Linked DNA regions of Homo sapiens: all the other regions are linked to region 3. A link is a loop called in an ENCODE intact Hi-C map of the cell type or tissue named here. Cell type or tissue: endothelial cell of umbilical vein. All regions are shown on one strand.

Region 1 (8,000 bases), 220 kb after region 3:
AAGGTAGCAGTAAGCTATGATTGTGCCACTGCACTCCACCCTGGAAGACAGAGGAAGACCCCATCTCTAATAAATAAAATAAAATAAAATAAAATAAAATAAAATAAAATAAAAAGCCCTACAGAAGTTCCTTGAGGACAGAGACCATGTTTTAATGACTTCGATATCTCCAGCAGCGATCACCGGCCAGGGCACATTGTAGACTGTCCAGAAACACTGATGGAATGCATTTGAATGCATTTTCCTCTGGTTCTATGTTCTGTCCTTCTGTTGTTCCCCAGCAGGAGAGTTCTCATCTGACATCCAGAAGAGGACGGCCCCACCAGCAGGATGGTGGTGGGACTGGGAGATGCTGGCCTGTTTCTGGGAAGTATGTTAGTTGCCAACGAAACTAAATAACCATGGGAACAGACGTTAAGCTAATTGGTTACTACAAAGCAGGGGTGAAGGGACGTGGCTGATGTCAGGGCTGTGCAGTTAGGGTGAAAACTCCATGGGATGGCTGGGAGACCGGAGGCTGGCAGGAATGGGCGGTGGTGGGAGGGAGCAGCCCCTTCTTACAGGGCAAGTCATTTGGAAGTTAGAACCTGTAAAATCCCCACTTTAGTTTCCGCTAGTGGAAATTCCTTCAAAAAACAAGCATCTGGGCCGGGTGCGATGGCTCACACCTGTAATCCCAGCACTTTGGGAGGTCAAGGCAGGTGGATTACCTGAGGTCAGGAGTTCAAGACCGGCCTGGCCAACATGTACTGAAATACAAAAATACAAAATACTAAAAATACAAAAAATGCTGTGGCGTAAAGCCATGAACCTCTCACCCCAACTTGGGACAACTCTGAAAGGCATCTCAGCTTTAGAGCTCCCTGTACTAAACATACAAAAAATTAGCCAGGCATGGTGGTGGGTGCCTGTAATCCCAGCTACTTGGGAAGCTGAGACAGGAGAATCACTTGAACCCGGGAGGTGGAGGTTGCAGCGAGCCAAGATCGTGCCATTGCACTCCAGCCTGGGCAATAAGAGCAAAAACTCCATGTCAAAAAAAAAAAAAAAAAAGCATCTGTTAAGTGCATGCTCAGTACCAGACACTGCAGCAGAGATGGGGATCTTGGAAGGCCAGAGCTCCAACGCTGGCTCCTCCTCTCATCTGGGCGAGTTATGTGACGTCCTTCCTGCTCCATTTCCTGAGTGGTGATGACTATGAGCCGAGCACTGTGTGCTTTACCTACATTATTTTATTTCACCTTCACAGTAGCTTCCTTCAGGTGTATGTATTATTATTCCTTCTGTAGAGACAAGGAAACAGGCTCGGAGAAGATCAGCAACGTGTCCAAAAGCACGCAGCTAATCACAGCAAAGAGAGACACGTCTCTCACTCTACGGCGTCTGCAGGTTGTATCCTTAGCCATCGTTATGCTTAACCACTTGGAACTTAGTTTCCACAGCTAGGAAAGAAATACAATCAGTCCTTACTGCACCGGGCTGTTACAGATTAAATAACCTATGGCAAAGGCCTAGATGGTGCCCAGTGAACGGTCTTTTCTGTTCTTTCTTCCCCATTCCCCAGCCCACTGCCTCATCACTTTCCTGGGCTGGGAGGAAGGCTGACTCCAAAAATGAATGTCTCTGTCCCCAAGTCCGGCAGTGTCTGCCATGTAGCCAGTACTCACTGAATGCTGTCGACCTAAATGGATGGCCTGGGAGTCCCCACCCTCAGTCCATCACTAGTGTGTGATGCAGGAAGCTGCAGCAAGTACCATGAGGAGAATTCTCTTGGTGCCATGTAACTACTCTCAAGCCACTGGGATTTTCAGGTTTTTCACAGCAGGATAAAGCAGAAACAGATGGAGACAATCCCTTGAGCCCTCAAGGCAGAAAAGGGTACCGGAGTGAAGATGAAGGTATGCCGGGCCCTGCCTGATGGCTCAGGTCCCTCCCACAGGCAAACTGCAGCCCATTCTCACCGCCACCACAACACCAACTGTGGACGTCCTCACATATTGGAGCCATTAACCTTCCTTCCACTGTGGGCCCCTGGGAGAGGTGGTGGGCAGGTAAGCACTTGAAACTCGAACCTGCAGGTCAGTCCTCTCTCCGCCCCTTCTGCAGAAGCCTCGGAGCTGGGGCTGTGTGGGGACAGACACCACAGCCTTGGAGAGACAAGTCACATCCTCAGCTTCCCCTCAACCTGTGCAAGCACCGCGTTGCCATGGTGATGCTGCAGCCCTGAGATGCAATGGCTGCAGACAGCATGGGTGGTTCTAGGGCTCAATGCCGAGGTGGACGCTGTCTGGCCTGGGAGGCCAGGCGATTGGGTGGGCTGGGTGGGGGAGGAGAGGGAGCCCTCCTTTAGGTTCAGCTGGTAATTGCTGCTAAATGAAGGGCTGTCATTGAACCCAACATGTGCGAGGTAAGGGCCCCCGCTCTGCACCTTGTAATTACTGCACCAGACAGCAACGCTTGCTCCCTGTGCTGGGAGGCGGGCAGTGGGGGAGCAGACAGGAAGCTCTCATCCACCTGAGCCAGCGGGGCTCTGGCAGACTCCCCCTGCCGCCCAAGCAGCCTGCATCCCAAGCAGCCTCTAAGACGGAGGAGGCCCTGGCCCCCCTCCTTGGCTGGCTCTTCCCACATCATCCAGCTGGAGCACGAGCCTCCTTTAATCTTGGCCTCTGAGCTTGCGGAATCCAAGGGGGGCAGAGGTGCAGGAGCCAGATAAGAGGCCGCTTCCAAGCGCCCTTGGTGCTCCACCTCCGCCTGCTGAGTCTGTGCTGGGAATCTGAATTAGAGGCAGATCTCGGTCTGACTCCTGAGCACGGAGGCTCTGAGGGCCTCGGGCTAGTCACCGCCCCCTCCTGGCTTCAGTCTCCTGCTGCAGAAGTGGAAGTTGGACTCGAGAATTCTTGAGGGTTCTCCTGCTGGTAAACTTCAGCCAGCAAGCTGGATCCTACTTTTGTAAATGGGGTTTCACTGGGACAGCCACACCCTGGGTCTGTGTCATCTATGGCTGCTTTTGTGCTACGATGGCAGAGTAGCTGCAACAGACGCCATATGGTCCCCAAACCCCAAATATTTACTATCTGGCCCTTTACAGGAAGTTTGCAGACCCATTTTTAAAGTATTAAAGTTCTCCTGGGCTTAACCGAACGAGCTTTAGTGACTCCAACCTGATGGAAACAATTTTAGAACAAGCCCTATCCTTGTCCCCACCCATGGATACCCACTGTCCTCTTCCAAGCACCCCTTTTCTGCCGGTGTCTGGATAGCCGTGGCAGGGCAGCTGGGCTCTGGGAGCCAGTGTGGTGCAATGGCGCCACCTGCTGTGAGTGCCTAGGAGCACTTCGCCTGGAAAGCTTTGTCCCCAAGGGCCGGGGGGGTCTCCCATGGCCCGGGAACCAGTTTACAGGAGTAGACTCAGTCCACAGCACATCAGAGCTGGGGTCTTGCCCCCTCCCTTCCTCATTTGAGAGAGGCCTGCAGTCTAGAGAAGACGTGGGACTTGGCCAAGGAGGAGTGGAAAGCCCAAGCCCCAGGGGCCCATGAAGTTCCAGGAGGCTGTGTGGATGTCACGTGCAGCACGTGCACACACAGACGTACACAGACTTGGATGTGAACCTCAGCCCGGCCACTTAAGCAGCTCTTTATCTTTTCCAGGCTTTAGTCTCTTAGTTGTTAAAAGGATTAAAAGAAATGCTTATATAACATTTAATCTGTTACTAATAATGACTCAATCTTCAAAAGGACTCTGAGATAGACATTATCCCCATTTCACAGATTAAAAAACTACGGCACAGACAGGTTAGGTCATTTGCTTAGGGTCACACAGCTAGTGACAAAGCCAGTATTCAAACTAGGCTGTGAAAACATGTAAGGTCTCCAGAATGCAGTACTCAGTAAACATTCATTTATTTCCTGCCAGCAGGTGCAGTGGGGCCCCACTGGGGAGGGGACTGGTGTTCTAACAGGAGCGAGAAAATGAAGGAGGCCTGGCTTAAGACCAGACATTTGAAGAAGGCTCCAGGCAGGGAAAGGAAAGGAGAGGCCAGGCCCACACTGTCCCCTCCCTGCCCCCACGTCTCCAGCAACACAAGGCGGCCAGTGGACCGTGAACCATTTATTTCCAAACTATAAAGAAACCTGCTCTCTGAGAAAAGACACTGCCCAGGTGATGAAGCTCCAGCCCCTGGAGGTCCAAAACCCAGTCCAAACTCAGTCCCTTTAGAAAGCTGCTGTGCCTTGGAAATGAGTCTCGGCTGTCAGAGCCTGGGAAGTGGTGGGAAGAACCAGCCCACTCCCCTCTCCTGCTGCGATTCCAGCGCAGCTTGGGCCCAGCTCTGGCCAGTCCCAGGCTGGCCTGGTGCTCGCCCCTTGTGTGACCAGGCTCTGAAGGGAGGGGCAAAAGTCATGAGTCCCTGGCTTGGCCCCACCACCTGGTGACTCCCGTCCACAGCTCCCAGCTACCATGATGAGCCCTGGCGGCTTGAGCACAGTGAGTGCTGGCAGCAGGCTGGGGAGTGGCCTGCTTCTAAGCCATTTGCCCTGGCTGGTCACTGCTGCCCCTGGGCCACAAAGTACTCCTCCTCCTCATTGTCACCTTCCTCCCGCTGGCTGCTCCGGAGCAGCAGCTCCAGGTCGGGGCTGGAGCCCAGCCCCTTCAAGGCCTTGGGGCCACCATCACCTTGGGATAGAGAGAGACCACAGTTACAGGCCCAGTCGTGGTTTTCTTGGTTTGCTCTGATTTGCATGTGTGCTGAGTCACCCAGGCCCCACCCACCCACTCTGGAGATGACCCCCACATCTTCCTAGAGGAGTGACGGCAGCAGAGCCACCGGGCACACTTCCTGCATCAGAATCACTAAGAGTCACAGGGAGAAGAACAGAAAACAGAGGCTTCTGGAAGGGACTCTGGGTTACCTCTGGAATGCAGGGCTTTGAGGGCAACGTGGAGGGATATTCCCGAGAGGCAGAGGGCGAAGCCCAGCCAGTTCAGGAGGCTGATCTGATCGCCCAGCAGATGAGCTGCCAACAGCAAAGTGCAGACTTCCTGGGGGCAGAGAAGCAGGAGGGAGCATGATCAACAGGCAGATTTGGCTGCTTGACCAGGAGGGTGGAAGGTGGGGGCACTAGGTACACTCAGGTGGGCAGATCAAGATCTTACTGAAATCCTGGGCCCAGGCAGGCAGAGAGGTCAGGGGACCCGGCCGGCTTGCGGCGCTGTCCCGCCAGCCTCCTTTTGTGAGATGCAACAAAGGAGGTGCTTGTCATGGAATTCTGTCAGGAATAAAAGAGGCAAACCAGATCCCAGGCTGGGGACCAGGGTGTCCAGATCGCGCCTTATCCACAAGGATAAAGGACGGCTGCCCCAGAAGGCAGCCACAGAAGAGAGCCCTGAGCCTATGTGTGAGAATGCTGTGTTACCCCGGACTGAAGACACAACTGGTCCCGGGGCTCTCTATAAACAGAGACTCCAAACAGGACTGGCAAGGCCGTTCATCCAAGAACCACAGCCATGCCTCAGCATGCGGCTGGCCACCAGAAGACCCTTGGACAGGCCTGCATTTCTGGGTTTAGGCAACACTGCTTCAACACTGGTGTGTGCCTGGCCAAAGAGAAAAGTCCCTCCCTGCCCCTGAACAGGGAGGACTGTTGAAATGTGTGGGAGGGAGAAGGAGAAGTGAGAAGAGGTATGAGAGGGAAGGACAGGCCTGCGAGGCAGAGGTACAGCAAGGCTGGCCACAGGGGTGCTTTCTCAGGGTCTCACTAGCCCTGGCCATGGCCTTGGAGGACACCGCCAGTCAATCACGGAACTCTTTCCTGATGAGTCTGGATAGGGGCTGTTCAACCTGTGGCTCCAGGCCACTGCCCAGTGCCAGAGTTGGCAGTCAAGGTAAAATGTGAATGCATTCCAGGCCTAGCAGAGTCAGAGCTGGCTTTGAGGCCCCTGCTGTGCCCTTGGGGAGGGGCGGCTCTCCATCTGTGTCCCTGTCTGTGGGATGGGAGTGATCATACCCTCTCACAGGGCTGTGGTCAAGGCAGAAGGAGGGGCCAGCACAGCACTCAGCAAAGTGCCTGGCACCTAATGGGGCACTTCCTTCTCTTCTCTGCAGGGCCCTGGGGTGCAGGAGCTGGGACTGAAGCTGCTGGTGAGAAACCCCTGGGGGCTCCCTCTCTAAGACAGGACTGGCATCACGCCCGAGTCTGTACCTTAAAAATGCCGGCAATGGAGAGAGTGAGGCTGGAGGTTCTGGAGACCAGGAGGAACTCAGAGAAGCCCAAACCAAAGGCGAGAATCCCGCCAAGGAAGAGGCTCCCAAGTACCCGCAGGAGCAGCCCTGTGTCCTGGAAACGGAAGATTTTCTCAGATGTGGACAAATGGAGACCTGAAAGCAACAGGGAGAGAGAGTGGGAGGCCGGGTCCTGGGCTGCCTTGGCCAGCCCAATGCCAACCACACAAGATCTTCCACTGTAGTAGTGAGTTCTTACTGAGACCTGCTAACTGTCTGCAGCCCAGAGAAAAAGCATGGAAGGTATAAAGTGATCCCACACAGATGGCCTGAGACCTGGGGAAACCAGGGAAGCAGTGATGGCTGCCAGAGCGCCTGGGGGCAATACAAGCCAGATCCTAGCAGGATGATGCGGATCCTAGCGGGATGATGGGACCCTAGCGGGATGATGGGGATCCTAGCAGGATGATGGGATCCTAGCGGGATGATGGGGATCCTAGCGGGATGATGGGATCCTAGCGGGATGATGATGGGATCCTAGCGGGATGACGATGGGATCCTAGCGGGATGACGATGGGATCCTAGCGGGATGACGATGGGATCCTAGTGGAATGATGGGGATCCTAGTGGGATGATGATGGGATCCTAGCGGGATGAAGGAGATCCCAGTGGGATGAAGGAGATCCTAGCGGGATGATGGAGATCCTAGTGGGATGATGGGGATCCTAGCGGAATGATGGGGAGGGCTCGTCTGAGCCTCTGGGGTGAAGTAGAGGGGGGTGGCCCTGCATGGAAAGACGGATGGAAGTGCCCTGCACCTTTGGACAGTATTCCCTTACTGGTCTGTGGGGAGGGGCTCATGGCTGCTGACTTCATGGGGTCTTTGGAGCTGTGGTAACTACTGGGCTAAAGAAGGTAGGGCGGCTACCAAGTGACGAAGGACCAACAGTGCCCCAGCCCACTCAGGGAACTCCTTGGTCTACATTTCAGCCAGTTCACCTACAAACAGGGACAAAATTCTATCCCTACAAACGTTCATTTTAATCTAGGTCTTGCTAGTACAGAGCTGTGGGACTTGGGCTGAGATGTGTCCCCTTTCTGGACCTCAGTTTCCTTACTGATAAAATGAGAGGCCTGGGACCAGACTGGTATTTCTCCAACCCGTGGTATCACTTGATGAACATTTCCCAAAAAGAAAATGCAAACACATGGCCCCTTGCTCCAGAAACACAGGCATGCACACCCCCTACCCCAAATTCAGCTTAGACTTTCGGAGGAGTCATGGTCCCTCCAACACTGTCCATCTGGAAGAATGACTCCCGGCGTCCCTCCCACACGAAAGTCCTCGTGGTGTATTAGCACAGGGTGAAGGGGGGCCCAGAACTGGGCACAAGAGACAACTGTGGTAGCTGGAAGCTGGACGAGTATTTTGAGATTTTTGGAGGGAAGCACCAAAGAAATGCCGAGTGACAGTCCCCCCAGGCAAAACAGCCTCACAGTGTAGGACATCTTGTTTGGTGCTGGGCTCAGCAGAACTGCAAAGGCGTCGGCAAATTGAAGGGAATTCGGGGAAGAGCAGCATAAGTAATGAAGGCGCTTGGGGGATTAATTTACCAGAAAAGATTAAAGGAGCTAAATCCATGCAGCTTTGCCAAGTGACGACTACCAGGGGCTTTCAGATGAGGTTTTGCAGAGATGGGGCATGGTGTAAACACACGGGAGGGGAGGGAGAGTGTGGCGTTTGGTACAAGGGGGCATAATGAAGGAGTGGGGAGAGATTTT
Region 2 (8,000 bases), 230 kb after region 3:
AGGCTCTCCAGGACCTGGCCCCACTGGGCGCCTTTCAGCTCCCCAAACACACCAGCTTTCTTCCCGTTGTCTGAAGGAAATGAACGAACACTGCACCCACCCTTCAGTCCTTCATCAATCCTACCTATCTTCAGCTCAGAGGTCACTTCTTCAGGGAACCCCACCCCATCCCCTGAATCAGTCCCCTGAGATACATGTTGCTTTCACGGCTCTCCTACTTCTCTTTCATAGCACTTGTGCAGGGTGTGATTTGAGTAATGTCTGTCCCCTGAGAGGCTACGAGCGGCACAAAGATAGGGACCAGTAAGACCACACTGGCCTTACGCACAGCTGGTGTACTTTAAGTTCTCCGTCTGGTTTGATGACTGACAGAGAGCAGGCATGCGATTTTCAGGGGACTGGTCTGGTCTTTAGGGGTTAAAAATGGAGAAGGAAACCAACACTCTAACGGCTGGAACACTGTAAGACCAGGCTGTAACCACTACTCCCTGGAAGCAGAGCCTGCCTTACGGTATTGCCAAATGAAACCACTCCCAGCCTCCCTGTCAATCCAGCCAACCCTGATGAGTGCCCGGAGCATGCCGGGTAGACCTGTCTGTGCCTGGAGGAGCCTCAGGTCCAGTGTTATGTGATGATACCTGCTGCTTCATCTGGGTGCCCCCCTCAACCACAGATCCTCCTTTGAGACATTCCCATCCTATTGAAACGCCACCTTCTTCTCGAAGCCTTCCTAGGCTTCACGATCAGACACATTCTCCATCTCCCACCCCAACATTTCTGAAGGGAGCAGTTACATTCCATTCTGCACTCTGGAACTCTTGTTACTATTTCCCCTCCCCGGGGCAAACAGGGAGCTGGCTGTGTCCAAATGAATCTCTGGGGCTACAGTTGTCTTCAGAGGAGCTTTGGAAACCTGTGGCGGTATTTTGGGGATATGCTCCTGGCGTTCAGTAAGCAGGGATAAAGAAGGGGCAGTCCACATAGCCAATTACTGCTCTGCATCCCGCACGACTTTGACATCCATATAGGTGAAAGATTAGCTTATAATTATCTGAACCTAGAATGTAACTCTGTTTACATGTAAACACAGTGCAGTGTTTCCATGGTTCTGCTGTGAACTAACACTTCCAAGAATAAGACGCCTATGTACAATGAAGGGAGACTGAAAATGGTCAAAATTGGTCTCAAAATGGCACCAAAAGTGTCCATTCTGGAAAAACCACATCATCTACAGCAATGGCACTAGTGGTTTTCGAGGTGCGACACAACACGGCTGTGTCAGTCTGTGTCTGTGGCCATCACACTCCTAGAGGGTCCACACAGAAGGGACAGCTTCACTGCAACTTCCAGCACTATTGTGCCCAGAAACTTACATATTGAAACATATTTTGTTTTACTATCAATTACTTTCCTTTTATGTTATAGGGCATGGTTATTTATATTTTATTTTATTTTTTTTTTGAGACGAAGTTTCGCTCCTGTTGCCCAGGCTGGAGTGCAATGGTATAATCTCGGCTCACCACAAGCTCCGCCTCCCAGGTTCAAGCGATTCTCCTGCCTCAGGCTCCCTAGTAGCTGGGACTGATTACAGGCATGCACCACCACACCCGGCTAATTTTTTATATTTTTAGTAGAGATGGGGTTTCTCCATGTTGGTCAGGCTGGTCTTGAACTCCCAACCTCAGGTGATCCGCCCGCCTTGCCTCCCAAAGTGCTGGGATTACAGGCGTGAGCCACCGCGCCCGGCTGCATTTGTTGATTTTTAAAAAATTATGTGTAGGCAGTTTTTATTAATCATATGTTTCATTTTAGGGTAATAAAAGGGACTGTTACAAAATATTTGTAATAAAAAAGAGGTGTCAGATCCAATGAGTTGAGACTCCTACCTGACCTAATGCATTCTCATTCCTTCAAATGCCTTCTGTAAGCTGATGTCTTCCCAATATATGCCCCGGCTCTGATTCATGTGAACTCCAGAAGAATATCCAATGCCTACCTAACCTCTTCTTCCCTTAGATATCTAATATCAGGCATCTCACTCACATCTAGAGTGTCTGAAACTGACTCGTGTTTTCCACACCCCCATTTCATCCAAGCCTGCTCCTCTTCCTACTTCCCATCCCAGCAAATGGCTCCACTACTCTCCTAGTTGCTCAGGCCAAAAGCCTTAGGCTCATCTGATTCCTCTCTTCCCCTTAGCCCACATTCAATCAATAAATACCGTCAGCTCTATCTTCAGAAATATCCCAAATATGAGCACATGTCCTGAACTCCACCACTACCATCTCAGCCACCATCCTCTCCCCAAATGACTGCAGGAGTCTCCTACACGGTTCTCTCTACTTCTCCTGCAACCACCACCATCAGGCTCCTCCAACAAAGAGGGCGCATGGGCCTCAAACATACGTCTACAGATCTCAAAACCCACACTGTTTCCTCTACGCCAGGGTTTCTCAACCTGGGCGTTACTGCTGTTTGGGGACAGATAATTCTTTGTGAGAAGACCCATCCTCTACATGGCAGGATGTTTAGCAACATCCCTGGCCCATACCCACCAGACACCTGTCACATCCTTCCCCCCATCCCAAGTTGTGATACCCAAGAAATGTCTCTAGACACTGCCATATGTCACCTGAGGATCAAACCTGCTCCCTGTTGAGAACCACTGCTGACCCTGTCCTGTGACAGGCACTCACAGGACATGCTGGCACTAACAGAGCTTTCTTCTGAGCACTCTTCCCTCATGGCTCCTCCTGTGGCTTCCAAGCCAGGGAAGTCTGTTCACTCTTCTGTTAACCAACTTCTTGCAGCTCCTGCTTTTGCTGCATTTCCTGCTGCAGCACTGCAACACCGCAACACCCTCCCTCCACTGTTCAAATGCTGACCTTCCTTCACAGACCTGGCCCAGTTCCCCTGCCTCCAATAAGTCCCTATGGCTACCCCGCCTACAAGAAGCACTGTCTCAAATTTAACTTATTTTCTTATTGGGATTCAGAAGGTCACCTATGCCCAAACACAAAGCCAAATCTCAGCTAGAAGGGTCCCTGGAGATCATCTAGGCACTTAATGAGCATTTATCAAGCACTCCTGTAGGCCCACCACTGGAGACACAGACGTGAAACTGAAAAGGTCCCCACCCTTATTTTATAAGGGAAACAAGATTTAAAGGAGTAAACAACTCTTTTTGAAATCTCATTTGCTCAGGAAGGAAAGTCCATATTCTGCCCCACTTTCCACAGAGAGCAGCTTAGCTGGGGGCAGCAGTCACATCAAGGTAAGGCTGGCTGGTGCATCACTGGCACACCTGCTTCCCTCCATCTTCCTAACTGTAACTTGGGCAGCATGGTTTAGTGCTTAAGAGTGTGGGCTTTGGAGTTAGACACTGAGAATCAAATCCTGGTGTCCCTACTCACTACTGTGTGACCCTAAGTTACTTGACCTCTGGACTCAGTTTCTCCAACTGTAAAGTGGCATCAGGTACAGCATTAAATGCTGGCTCATGGTAGAGGCTTACTCCCCTCCTGGTCCCCTTAACAGTGAAACTTCCCCAGAGGACCCCGCACTGCCAGTCCAACTCCTTCACCCCCTGCTCTCACTTCAGCCCATCTCCACTGCTCCAATGAGTCACCACACCCTCCTCCCTGCTGCCCCTTCGAAGGCTTAGTCTCTATTCTTTTTGTTGTTGTTGTTGTTTTGAGATGGAGTTTCAAGGCTGGAGTGCAATGGCGTGATCTCGGCTCACCGCAAACTCCGCCTCACGGGTTCAAGTGATTCTCCCGCCTCAGGCTCCCGAGGAGCTGGGAATACAGGCATGTGCCACCATGCCCGGCTAATTTTGTATTTTTAGTGGAGACAGGGTTTCTCCATGTTGGTCAGGCTGGTCTCGAACTCCCGGCCTCAGGTGATCTGCCCGCCTTGGCCTCCCAAAGTTCTGGGATTACAGGCGTGAGCCACCGTGCCGGGCCGGCTTAGTCTCTATTCTTACCTTACACAATGGATCACTTCCTCCTCCTAGAAAAAACCTTCTCTTGGGTGCCACGATACCACATTCTCCTGGTTTTTCTTCTGCTTTTCTGGACTCCTTATTGGTCTTTTTTGCTGGCACCTTCTTGTCAACTCAATCTATAAAAATTGGGTGCCTAAAGCTTGGAACCTGGCTTCTCTTCTCTCTTAAATCTTACCCTACATAATCTCATCCTACCCAATCCACTTGCCAATGATTTCTAAATTCTTTACATCAGCCCTGACCTTTTCTGTATCAGACTCATATATCTAACTGCCTATTTGGTAGCTGCACTCCAAATATCTAAAACTTAAGATGCCCTAAGAAGATTTCGTAATTATTTCTCACGCTCCCAATCTATCCCAAAGTCATTTAGTAAATGCCAGCATAATACACTTGGTTACTTAAGCCAAAACCAAAAATCTATGATGAAGTCATCTTTGACCACTTATTTCTGTCATTTCTCAAATCCTGCCCTGTCAGTTCCACTTTCAATACACTTCTTGACCCCTCTACTTCTCTTCCTCTCCATTCCCACTACCACAGTCTAAGCCACAATTATCTTTCACCTGCTGACTGCCACTGGTCTAACTGGTCTCCCTGTTTCCTCTTTCGCCCCTAAGGCCTGGAATCTATAAAGCAGCCAGAGAGATGGCACACGAAACAGATCATGCCCTAAGGCTAAGCCCAGCTCCTCAGCCTGGTCCACAAGGAAGGCCTCTGTAACCTCATTCTTCTGCCACTGGTCCCAGCACCCGCCACAGCGGCCCCCTGCCACGTGTCAAACACATCAAACCTGTGTTTTTCTTTACTTGCTGCTCTTCCTGCCTTCAGCTCCCTTCCGCAGACCTCCGCTTGGCTGAATACTTTCTCCAATGCCCCACCCCTCCCAATCCTCGTGGCACTCCCACCTCTGACGTTTCCTTGTTTGCTCACGTGTTTACTGCCCGCCCCAATCCCACCGCGGGAAGCAGCCCCTCAGAGGGCAGGGCCGTGTCCGATTCCGGCCCGGGTCCCGCACCCAGGACGTCGCAGGTGCTCAGGAAATACCAGATGAGCCGGCGTCCGGCAGGTGCCTTGCAGGAGGGCGCTTGGAGACCCCTGCCCCCTCCACAGACGGCGAAACTGAGGCCCGGGGAGGGGCAGGGGCGTGGCGTGCCCCATGTCAACCCGCGCAGATCCCGGGTGGGGAGCCCGCTTCCCTTCTCCAGCCCCGGCCCCCCAGCCTCTGGGAGTGCGCCGGGAGGCCGGCCGCACACCCACTCACCTCGGCCCTGGGAGCTCCAGGCCGGAATCTCCCCACCGGAAGTGCGAGGCCGGATGCCGCCGCCGAACCGCGGCACGGGCGGTAACTTCCGCCGGAAGCTACCCAGGGGCTGGGCGGAGCCGGGGCGAAAAGGCGGGGCGGGGCAGCACGGGGGCGGGGCGTCTGTTGTGGTCGGGTTCTGAGGTGGTCTGGTCTTTCTGAGGTACAGCGTAGTTTTGTCCTCCGCGAAGTCCCTCAGGCTCAGAGCACAGCCGTGTAATTGTCTGCGTCTCTCCCGCGCTCAATCAGGGGCTTGCTTTGGAACCCCGGTGCCTGCTAGTGTTCTGCATACAGTGAGCATCCAAAAAATGGTAACTTGTTTACTTTTACTGAACAAATTGTTTTTCTTATGTCCAGTCTAATGCTGGGCAACCATGGAATGAACCACGAAGATAAGTATCTCATGGGCTTTTTCTTCTGGGAGCTCAGGCCAGCTGGGGCCATTACAACTTAAAACTTGGGCGATCCAGAAGTAATACGAAACATTTGTGAAATATTTTCTGTATGAAACTTTCTAAGAATTATCTCAACTTCAATAGGTTGAGTAGGGAGAGAGCATCCCAGATAGAGGAAATGGGAGAATCCTAAAGGAGGGTGAGAAAGCTCCAGCCGTGCCTGGGGCTCACAGGTTGTTTGTAACTGTGGTGGTTAAAGTAGCCAAGAGGCAGGTTGCAGTGGCCCCAAAATGCCAGCCTAGGGAGTTCAGATTTTCTTCATCTTGCGGGATGGATTAAAAGGGCAGCATTTGCAGTCAAGAACATTAGGCCAGGGCAAGCTAGGGTTGCACATTCAGACCCAGTTTTGTGCCTTTCGCCCTCCTCTAGCCTCCTCCTGGGCTCTCTGGCAGTAAGACCAGCTGCAAACATGGATCCTTACAAGTGACTCAGCTGGGATCCCTGGCCCCTCTGAACAGAAGGCTCAAGGCCAGAGTGTAAGCAGTGTTTTATGCAAACTGCGGCTGTCACCGCCGCCAGCTGGCATCATGCAGGCATTAGTTCATTCAGTGCTTACCAAGCACCTACAATGGTACCCATCACTGCCCAAGGTCTTGGCTTTATTCAGTCCTCAGGCTTGTATTGCATGCACTTTCTATGCCTTTTGAAAGAGCCTGTCCTCACACCCTTCTCTCTCAGAGGCAAGAGATCTATTTTCATCACCACCCTCATTTAAGTCTCCCAGCTACCAAGGCCAAGGTTTGGAGCAACAGCCTAAAACACCAGCTGGAAGGCTGGGCACTATGCACAGGCAACACACAGGGTAAAGAGCGTGTCTTCTTTGTAAGGCACAAGTACTCGAGCTGTTCCCTGGCTGTGTCCCTGGCAGGGAGAAGAGGGAGGATGTGTTCATGGGGGTGTACAGTATGCCTTACCTTGCTGTACCCAGCAGGGTTGAGCAGAAAACGCTTCGTCCCAGTGCAGCAATCTGTGAACACTCTTAACCAGCAGGTGTGTGTCTGTGTGTGTGTATGTGTGGGAGGAGCGAATGATGAGGAGGAAGGGACTCTTGGAAGGTGACTAAGGGCTCCAGCTGGAGCTCTCCAGAGTCTCCCAGATACATGGAGATCAAGTCTTGTCAAGGTGAAATCTTCACCATTGGGCAGGGGGCAAGTACAGACAAACAGCTGTTAACAGGAACCACAGTTTGTACATGAAAGAGTATTTATTGAAAACATGGTTACTGACAGGAAGCTCCTGGCTGCTCTCTGGTTACAATCTTGGCTCACAACTGGAAGTGTTACATACTTTTTACTTCCCCTCAATTTTATTTTTCCCCAAGGTTCCATCCTAAGATAGGTAGATCTTATATAAATATATATACACGTCTGTATAAGTATGGCCTATAGTAATGAAAATATATAGTACACTCTTCATTGGGTAGTACCTACCATGCCAGGCCACCAATACTGAATGCCAATGTGCTAACGTATGTCCAGGGAGAGAGGCTGTGTGTGTGGTTTACAAGTGCTGCAGCACCAGGGAAGCCCCACTGGCACAGGTGTGGCCTCAGCCGGCCTCAGCCAGCTCCCTGAAATCATGGCCAATGGCAGAAACCATAGCACTAGGAAGGGAAGGCCAACTTCCTGGGGTCTGGAAGGCCAAAGGAAAGCAAACTGGAGGGGGCTGCAATTCAGGTTAGGGGAGATTTCTCTCTGAGGAAGGAAAAGGTATTAATGTGGGGGAAGAGCAGTAGAATCTAGTGACCTCACCACAGTCTAGGCCCAGGCCTCAGCTGGGTTTTCCCTGCAGCGTTCCTGGAGACTTAAGAGGGCAGGACTTGGCCAGGAGGTCTTTGACTTGCTGGGATGAGACTGAGCGCTTGCAGGGAGAAATTTCCGTCTGCTCTGATATCTGTATGGGCCAGAGAGATCTGGTGGCTCTAAAGACCAGAGATGTTAGAGCCAACCTCAGAAGCAGCAACGTCTTGGCACCATATGAAGCTGGAGTGAGCCCTCATCAAAAAAGACAAAAGCAAAAGCCTCAGGCTTGTACTCAGATCTAAGATACAGGTAGTCACTTCAAGGCTCTCAACACGCCCAACACACCTGTCCTCTGCAGGCAGCCTTTCCTGGGCCAGCTGTTGCTCACGTGGGGATCCAGCTGATCAGAGAGCAGGCTCAGGAGGAAAAGGTGAGTGGCTGTTGTTAAATCCATTTCAAGAAGCAGTTTCTTGGACTGGAAGGCAAGGGCATCT
Region 3 (8,000 bases):
CAACTGGAAGCTGCTTAACTGTCCATCAGCAGGAGACTGGCTAAATAAAATTAGAATATATTTATACAACAGAATCTCAAAAACACTGTTGAGTAAGGAAAAAAAGGCATGCTGCTGAATGATGGGTATGGAACTTTTTAAAAAAGTACATGCTTTTATGTATGTATATTGCCTATGGATATATGTATAAATACAATATGCATCATATATTGATATAACAAGGGTTCTGGAAGGGTACACAGAAAACCCACAGCTCGAAGAGTGGTGACGTCTGGGGTGGGGAAGAAGGGTCTGGGGGAGGGTTGGTTAAAGGGAGATTTGGCTTTCCCATAATGCTTCATCATTTTTCCCAAAAGGAGAGTGAATTCACATAATGCTTATGTAATTAAAAAATCATCAAACATGTAAAAAGAAAAACGGGGGTGAACATGCTGGGTGACATGAGCTATTTAACCTGCTGTCAGGCTCACGGAATGAGGGCATTTTCTGTAGATAAATAAGAATGTCCCCAGGCTGCTGCCCCTCCAGGGTGGTTTCCATGTGTGCTCACATGTGGTATTGAGATTGCAAAGTGCTCTTCCCATTTGATTCATGTTCACAAAAATAGCCTTCCCCAGCAGGGTGGGTCTGCATCCCTCCCTCTTTTACAGAGGTGGAAATGAGGTCCAGAGAGGCGAAGTGACTTGCCTGTGGTCACACAGCGGTGTCTGGTGGTGCCATGCTCAGAGCTCCTCACTCTGGGTCCTGAGCTCCTCCCAGATCTGCCTGCTGTCTGGAACTGACATCTGTAGCTCCTTCCCAGGGAGATCCTGGGTCTCTCACCGCCTTCTGACCTCCCTGTGGCTGCAGGAGCTACTGCTTCTCGGTCAGATGGTATCCCCTTCCCCCAAGCAGTATCTCAGGATAAAAATAAACCATCCTGTTCTCTTTTCCTGCTGAGCCAACTGAGGGGGAGCCTAGCCAGGAGGAGCGGCAGATGGAGTGGGAGCAGAGGGGAGGGGAGGGGAGGAAGGTTGGAGGACAAGGAGGAGAAGGAAGAGCAATGCAAAGTGCCATGCAGAACCCCGGCACAAAGGTTCGAGGTGAGGTTTAACCCAGGGGTCTCAGCCTTTCCCAGGAAAGAACCTGCTTTGGATTTCCCCAACACATCCTGCTGGCTGGAGGGTGTGGGGCGATGGGGGGCAAGGGGAGATGTGGAGAGGGCTTATCCCAGTGGAGGCTGTGAGGGCAGCTGCGAGCCAAGAGAGGGGCACCTGGCTTGGCAGGCTTCCCAGAAGAGCTTCAAGAACCATTTGGATACACCAGGTGGAGGCCTTTGGTTTAGAAAGTGGAGCAAAGTGGTGGTGGCGGGGAAGGGGAACTTTGGGACCTAATTCTTGTCTCTTATCTAGAGCCTAAGAGTGAGTGTTGTTCACTTCTTTGGTGGTATGGTGGAAAGAGACCAAAGACCCACGCCTGCCACAGATCATCTGTGTGGCCTTGGATGAGTCACTTTCACTGCTTCACTTCTCAGTTTCCCTATCTGACAAATGGTGACAATATCTGCAGCAGACGCTATTGATGCCTCCTGTGTTCTCTTCTAGGTCAGAGCTTCTCAAATTTGAGTGTGGGTCAGGCGCAGTGGCTCACGTCTGTAATCCCAGCACTCTGGGAGGCTTAGGTGGGCAGATAACCTAAGGTCAGGAGTTCGAGACCAGCCTGACCAACAGGGCAAAACCCCGTCTCTACTAAAAATACAAAAATTAGCCGGGCATGATGGCGGGTGCCTGTAATCCCAGCTACTTGGGAGGCTGAGGCAGAAGAATCACTTGAACCCGGGAGGTGGAGGTTGCAGTGAGCCGAGATCATGCCACTGTACTCCAGCCTGGGCAACAGAGTGAAACTCCATCTAAAATAACAACAACAACAATAGCAACAACAACAACAACAATAGCAACAACAACAAAACTTGAGCGTGTATCTGGACCACCTGCAAGGTGGTCCTCTCCACTATTTTCAGAACTGGAAGGATCCTTAGAACTCCTAGGGACCCATCATGCATCCGGGAACAAAAGCCCAGAACTGAGTAACTTTCCTGAGGCCACATAGAAAGCTCCTGGCCAATCTCTGTTTAGAACCAGAACGTGCTAACGCTGCCAAGAATAACCACCTCTTCTTGTTAAAGATCGTGGGGCCCCACCTCCTGTGTTTCTGATTCTGTGGGTCTGGGATGGAGATCAAGAATTTGCATTCTAAGAAGTTTCCCAAGTGGTATTGATGCTGCCGGCCCAGGGTTTATACTTGGGGAACTACTGCCTTCATATTTCTTTCTTTCTTTCTTTCTTTCTTTTGAGGTGTTGTCTTGCTATGTTGCCCAGGCTGGAGTGCAGTGGTGCCACCCCAGCTCACTGCAGCCTCCATCTCCCAGGTTCAAGTGACTCTCCTCCCTCAGCCTCCCAAGTACCTGGGACTATGGGTGTGCGCCACCACGCCTAGTTAATTTTTTGTATTTTTAGTAGAGACAGGGGTTTCACCATGTTGTCCAGGCTGGTCTTGAACTCCTCACCTCAAGTGATCCTCCCGCCTCGGCCTCCCAAAGTGCTGGGATTACAGGGTGAGCCACCGCGCCCAGCCAGCATTCATATTCCTATACTGTGTAAGCAGCCAGTTTCTGACTGCAAGCACTGGGGATCACTTGCCTCAGGGCTTTTCCAGGTCTTGAAAACATGCTTGGTGCAGAGGCAGGCCAGGTAAGCTGTAGATGGGGGAGTTAATTCCCCGAAGTACTTTCAGCCAGCCAAGGTTGAAAGTGGGAGGATAAATACTCAAGCTTCCTTGCCCTTGGGAGGGACAAATGTGAGCTGTGTTCTACAGTGTCTCCGAGGCTCCCTGGAGGGACTGAGCTATGGAACCTACAGTGGGCACTCTGCACTGATTCCCATCCTTTCCCTGTCTCACATCCCCTCTCCACCACTGGTGCTTCCCGGGTTCAACTCCCAAATAAACGACCTGCATTCATCCCTAGTCTCAGGATCTGCTTCTGGGAGAAGTTCCCCCTGAGAATCAGCAGAGCCCATGCACAACAATGTGCAATTTTGTTTTTCTTAGCGTCCCTAATGAAGGGAAGAGGTGGTTATTCTTGGCAGCGTTAGCACATTCTGGTTCTAAATAGAGATTGGCCAGGAGCTTTCTATATGGCCTCAGGAAAGTTACTCAGTTCTGGGCTTTTGTTCCCGGATGCATGATGGGTCCCTAGGAGTTCTAAGGATCCTTCCAGTTCTGAAAATAGCGGAGAGGACCAACCTCTTCAGGGTGTAGGGTCCTGCCCGGTGCGTGGACGGAGGGGGTGGCCGTGAGGCGCGCATCAGCCAGAAGGTGGCGCCAAGGTAACGCCCGAAGACCCTGGCGGCGGCTTGGGCTCCCTGAGTAAAGTTGGGTTTGCTGACTCGCCCCACACCCGCCCACACTTGGAAGAGGAGACCTTTCTTCCCTTGACCCCATCAGCCTGAGCCTCCTGAAGCTTCTACTCTGCAACTTCATCCATTCCCAGGTCTCATCCTTGTCATGAATACTTCCTTCCTTAACAAATACCAGCTGCGGTCCCACTGTGTGCCCCATCCGGAGCTAGGGTTGTGCACAGTGACACTGCTAAGACACTGAGTGCTCACTATGTGCTAGGCACAGCGCTAAGGACTTTGCATGCATTGCCTTAATCTTTATGACAGCCCTGCGTAAGACGTGGTCTCTTACAATATACTTTTTACAGATGAGATGCAGAAGTCAAATGACTTGCTAAGGTCTCGAGAGTTAGAGCTGGAATTTGGACCTAATTAGGTTGACTCAAAAGCCTGAGGTTTTTGCTCATTCAGTGAGTAGGAAAGTAGGCATATGTTGCGGGGTGATGTAAACTCATGCCCGCAGGGGCTGGAGAAAGGGCTGGGAGTCAAGTCAGGTGGCAGACGCTAGGCAAAATGGAGAGGCTCTGCCCATCTTTGGGGGACAGCCTCCATTGGCTCCTTCCAATGGTTGCCGAGCAGGAATGAGGGTTGCAGATTGTCTGGAATCTGGATTTTTTTTTTTTTTTGAGACAGAGTCTCGCTGTGTCGTCGCCCAGGCTGGAGTGCAGTGGCATGATCTCGGCTCACTGCAAGCTCCGCCTTCCAGGTTCATGCCATTCTCCTGCCTCAGCCTCCCGAGTAGTTGGGACTACAGGCGCCCACCACCATGCCTGGTTAATTTTTTGTATTTTTAGTGGCGATGGAGTTTCGCCATGTTAGCCAGGTTGGTCTCGATCTCCTGACCTCGTGATCTGCCCGCCTCGGCCTCTGAAAGTGCTGGGATTACAGGCATGAGCCACCGTGCCAGGCCTGGAATCTGGATTTTTATGTGAACTCTTACTATTTTTAAATTCCAAAAATTGGTCAAAAAATCCACAAAAGTGGCCGGGCATTGTGCTCACGATTGTAATCCCAGCACTTTGGGAGGCTGAGGCAGGCAGATCACCTGTGGTCAGGAGTTCAAGACCAGCCTGGCCAACATGGTGAAACCCCATCTCTGCTAAAAATACAACAAAATTTGCGGTCATGGTGGTGCGTGCCTGTAACCCCTGCTACTCAGGAAGCTGAGGCAGGAGAATCGCTTGAACCCTGGAGGTGGAAGTTGCAGTGAGCCGAGATTGCACCACTGCAGTCCAGCCTGGGCAACAAGAGCGAAACTCTGTCTAAAAAAAACCAAAAAAACAAAAAAACCCACAAAAGCTTGGTGAGAGCATGGGAAAGCATGTCACAGACGGCTGGGATTAAAAGAGACTGGAAACTTCCCTGTGTCCTATCCTTTTGTTTTTATACGTGGGGAAACAGAGGCACTGAGAAAGTCCAGAGCTGGCTCAGGCAACATGTCCTGGGCAGCTTGTCTCTCTCTGTGCCCAGCCAGGAGTTGAAGAGCCCCTGGGGGCTTAGGATCCACCCTGTGCACCCCAGGTAACCAGGGCCTAAGGCACTGATGCTCTGGGACTGAGGGACTTCCCTTGGGAGAGGCCTAGTTGTGTGTAGATGTCCTCCTCATTCTATGAACAGTCCCCCGACACTCCCACCCGTGCAGCCCCAGCCACAGGCAGGAACACACACCAGCTCTCCCACTTAAGCCTTCAGGCCCTGCAGTCAATTCCTCGGGCAGCAGAAGTTATTAAAGACCCTGCCCCCAAGGACTTCTCTCCCACCGACTGATTCTGGCACAGCAAATTACAAACCCATCTGTAGGGGTGGGGAGATGCAGTTTTAATTTGTAAAAACAAAGAAAGAAAAAAAAGAAATCTATGCTGTGGTCCTGGAGTTGGGGAAATGGAGGAAGCTCCTGAGGGGGCTCCTCCTGGGATGAGCAGTATGGTTACCGTGGGTGCTCCAGGAGAAGCCCAGCAAGGTCGGTGAGCAGCTTGGGCCCAGCCAGCTACAGCCAGTGGGCAGGGGGTGAGGGCGCCTCTCTCTTCCTATGCTCGCCCTCCCTTCCTGTCCCTGGGGCTCCCTGCTGACTGGCACATCCCTCTGGGCCTTGGTGCCCAGCTAGTTCTCTGCCTCCCGCTCACTCCAGTGCTCCTTCCCATCCTCTGCAGCATCTGCCCGCACCCTCCTTCCTGCTTTCTCCAATGCTTTCTAACTACCTCCTTTCCCATCTCCAGCTATTCCGACTCACCTTGTTCTCTTTTGAACAAGTGTTATTATTCTGCCTAATTATAAAAGTCATGCTCATGCACCACACCCCTCATCCAAGCAATAAACAGGACCAGGGAAGTAAGACCACTTGTAAACCTCCCACCCCCTGCTAACCACAAGATATGGGTCCTTCTAGACTTGTTTTCTCTGAGATAAACATTTTTTTTTTTAAACTTGGGCTATTATTATATGCATTGTTTTGTAAGCAGCCTTCTTTGCTTAGCAGTGTACGGCAGACGTCTCTCCATGCCAATTACATAGAAATGGACAGCATGGCTTTTTTTTTTTGGTCTCACTCTGTCACTCAGGCTGGAGTGGCACGATCATGGCTCACTGCAGCCTCAACCTCGTGGGCTCAGGTGATCCTCCCGCCTCAGGCCCCTGAGTAGCTGGGACTACAGGGATGCAACACCACACCTGGCTAAGTTTTGTGTTTCTTTGTAGAGATGGCATTTCGCCAGGTTGCCCAGGCTGGTCTCAAACTCCTGGGCTCAAGTGATCCACCTGCCTTGGCCTCCCAAAGTGCTAGGGTTACAGGCCTGAGCAACTGCACCCAGCAACAGCATGCTTTTTAATTGGTGCATAGGATTCCACTGTAGGGCTGGATGCTGATTCATGAAGAGGCTCCATGAAGTCCCTCCTGGACTTTCAGGCAGTGTTTCTCTTTCCTTTTCCTCATGAGTCTCTCCCTGGTGCCTCCTCCGCTTTTCCTCTCTCTCCATCTCTTCGTCTCCTACCTCCCATTTTCTCTCCACCTTTCACTCTCCCCTCCTCTCTGACTTCATCCCTGAGTCCCCACCCTTAGTTTCTCCTGTCTTCTCCCCTCCACACCCCACTCTCCCCAGCCCTACCCATTCCCTCTGACTCTCTGCTCCCTGCGGAGGGTGGGGGGTCCATGGTGTTTAACACCGGCTCCCACATCAGACACGTGCCATCTCATTAGCGTGCCTGTCCCCCAAAGTGAGGCAGGCAGGAGCCACAGTAGCAGCGAGAGGCCTAATTGAATGTAACTAATTATTCACTCCCTTAAATGGGCCTGGGAGGGACAGAATTACTCACTCTGAACTGGGGAGACAGGGAACTGGCCGCTGGCAAACAAATCCTGGGGCCTGTGGAGAGGGCTCTCCTTGGAATACTAATTAGGGCCGAGTGATGGGATAAAATCAGGGACAGAGACGCCTCTCCCTGCCCTCCCACCTCGTCTGGGAAATTGGGGGTCAGGAGGAGGAAGGGACTCTTGTGTGAATCTAATTGAAGGACCCCTGGGAAGTGTTAATACGGGGTGGGGGCAGGGGAAATGAAATGCTGAGCCTGGGGCTTGAGGAAGGCAGGGGGCTAATGTTTAATATGGAGAGAGGCGGGAGGGCACAGCAGTGCCTGAGGGAAGGAGCTGGCAGCAACCCCAGAGCCACCAAGAGCTGAGGGAACCCCACTGGCTCCTGGGAGGAAGCCCTTCTCCTCCCAAGCACTACCAAGTGCCAGGCCCTGTGCTAAAGACCGGTGTTCCAAATCTTCTTGAAGCCCTTTGTGTGTTGGCTCACTCCGTATCTCAGATGAGAAAAACTGAGGCTCAGAGAGGGGAAGCGGCTCCTTCATCCATGATCAGGCAGCTAGAACATGCAGGGCGGGGCCTCGGTTCCACCTGGCTGCAAAGCTTCTGTTCCTAACCCCTAGAATTACCCAGGCCACATCCCAGACCAATTAGATAAAATTTCCATGGAGGTGGCATGTGACGGTCATAGTCTAGGCATCAGTATTTTTTTTTTTTTTTTTGAGACAGTCTTGCTCTGTCACCCAGGCTGGAGTGCAGTGGCGCGATCTTGGTTCACTGCAACCTCCACCTCCTGGGTTCAAACGATTCTCCTGCCTCAATCTCCTGAGTAGCTGGGATGACAGGTGCCCGCCATCACACCAGGCTAACTTTTGTATTTCTAGTAGAGACGGGGTTTCACTATGTTGGCCGGGCTGGTCTTGAACTCCTGACCTCAAGTTGATACATCTGCCTTGGCCTCCCAAAGTGCTGGGATTGCAGGTGTGAGCCGCTGCGCCTGGCCAATCATCAGTATATTTTTTTAGAGCTTCCCTGGTGATTCTGAGATTCAGCCAGAACTGAGGACCCCTGGTCTGGACTTTATTTCCCTATTTGAGTCACTGCTTCTATTTCACAAGTGGCATCCATCCTTCTACTGAGCCAACCTGTCCCAAAGGACCTCTAGGCTCTATCTAGCCTTATCTCTGGGACTGGTTTCCAGACAGCTGGGAGCACGCAAGTTGGGGCAGGAGGGACTGTGTGGAATAGGATGAGGGAGGGTT

Evidence for each region. Peaks named below come from ENCODE experiments on the same cell type or tissue, not always from the same donor. Only the 100,000 strongest peaks of a DNase experiment are listed, where the experiment ranks them.
Region 1: it touches region 3 in a loop (13-fold over the local background); 80 of 110 quality-filtered maps call a loop at or near these places.
Region 2: it touches region 3 in a loop (3-fold over the local background); 4 of 110 quality-filtered maps call a loop at or near these places.

Annotation. Positions count from the first base shown.
Region 1 is chr20:46,345,853-46,353,852 of GRCh38, forward strand. It overlaps SLC35H1 (solute carrier family 35 member H1), which reads right to left. Exons shown (of 10, transcript NM_015945.12): 8 at 6,199-6,374; 9 at 4,909-5,038; 10 at 132-4,672. The coding sequence ends at 4,542. Among named protein-coding and RNA genes, the nearest start is that of SLC35H1, 15 kb to the right of the region's middle. RefSeq lists a silencer at 5,018-5,312 and enhancers at 5,428-6,019, 5,573-5,712, 5,723-5,782, 6,020-6,610. In endothelial cell of umbilical vein, a CTCF peak has its summit at 3,308 (motif pointing left); DNase peaks (open chromatin) are centred at 3,309 and 4,769; H3K27ac peaks cover 1,065 bases.
Region 2 is chr20:46,359,101-46,367,100 of GRCh38, forward strand. SLC35H1 (solute carrier family 35 member H1) reads right to left here and starts at 5,325. Exons shown (of 10, transcript NM_015945.12): 1 at 5,271-5,325. It overlaps ELMO2 (engulfment and cell motility 2), which reads right to left. Exons shown (of 22, transcript NM_133171.5): 22 at 6,950-8,000. It overlaps LOC124904917 (a long non-coding RNA gene), which reads left to right and starts at 5,439. Exons shown (of 3, transcript XR_007067614.1): 1 at 5,439-5,620. RefSeq lists a silencer at 5,046-5,465. In endothelial cell of umbilical vein, no CTCF peak of the experiment used is centred here; DNase peaks (open chromatin) are centred at 4,911 and 5,361; H3K4me3 peaks cover 1,236 bases; H3K27ac peaks cover 970 bases.
Region 3 is chr20:46,129,448-46,137,447 of GRCh38, forward strand. CD40 (CD40 molecule) reads left to right here. Exons shown (of 9, transcript NM_001250.6): 9 at 1-411. Among named protein-coding and RNA genes, the nearest start is that of CD40, 15 kb to the left of the region's middle. RefSeq lists enhancers at 473-622, 3,621-3,670. In endothelial cell of umbilical vein, a CTCF peak has its summit at 3,355 (motif pointing right); a DNase peak (open chromatin) is centred at 3,334; H3K27me3 peaks cover 736 bases.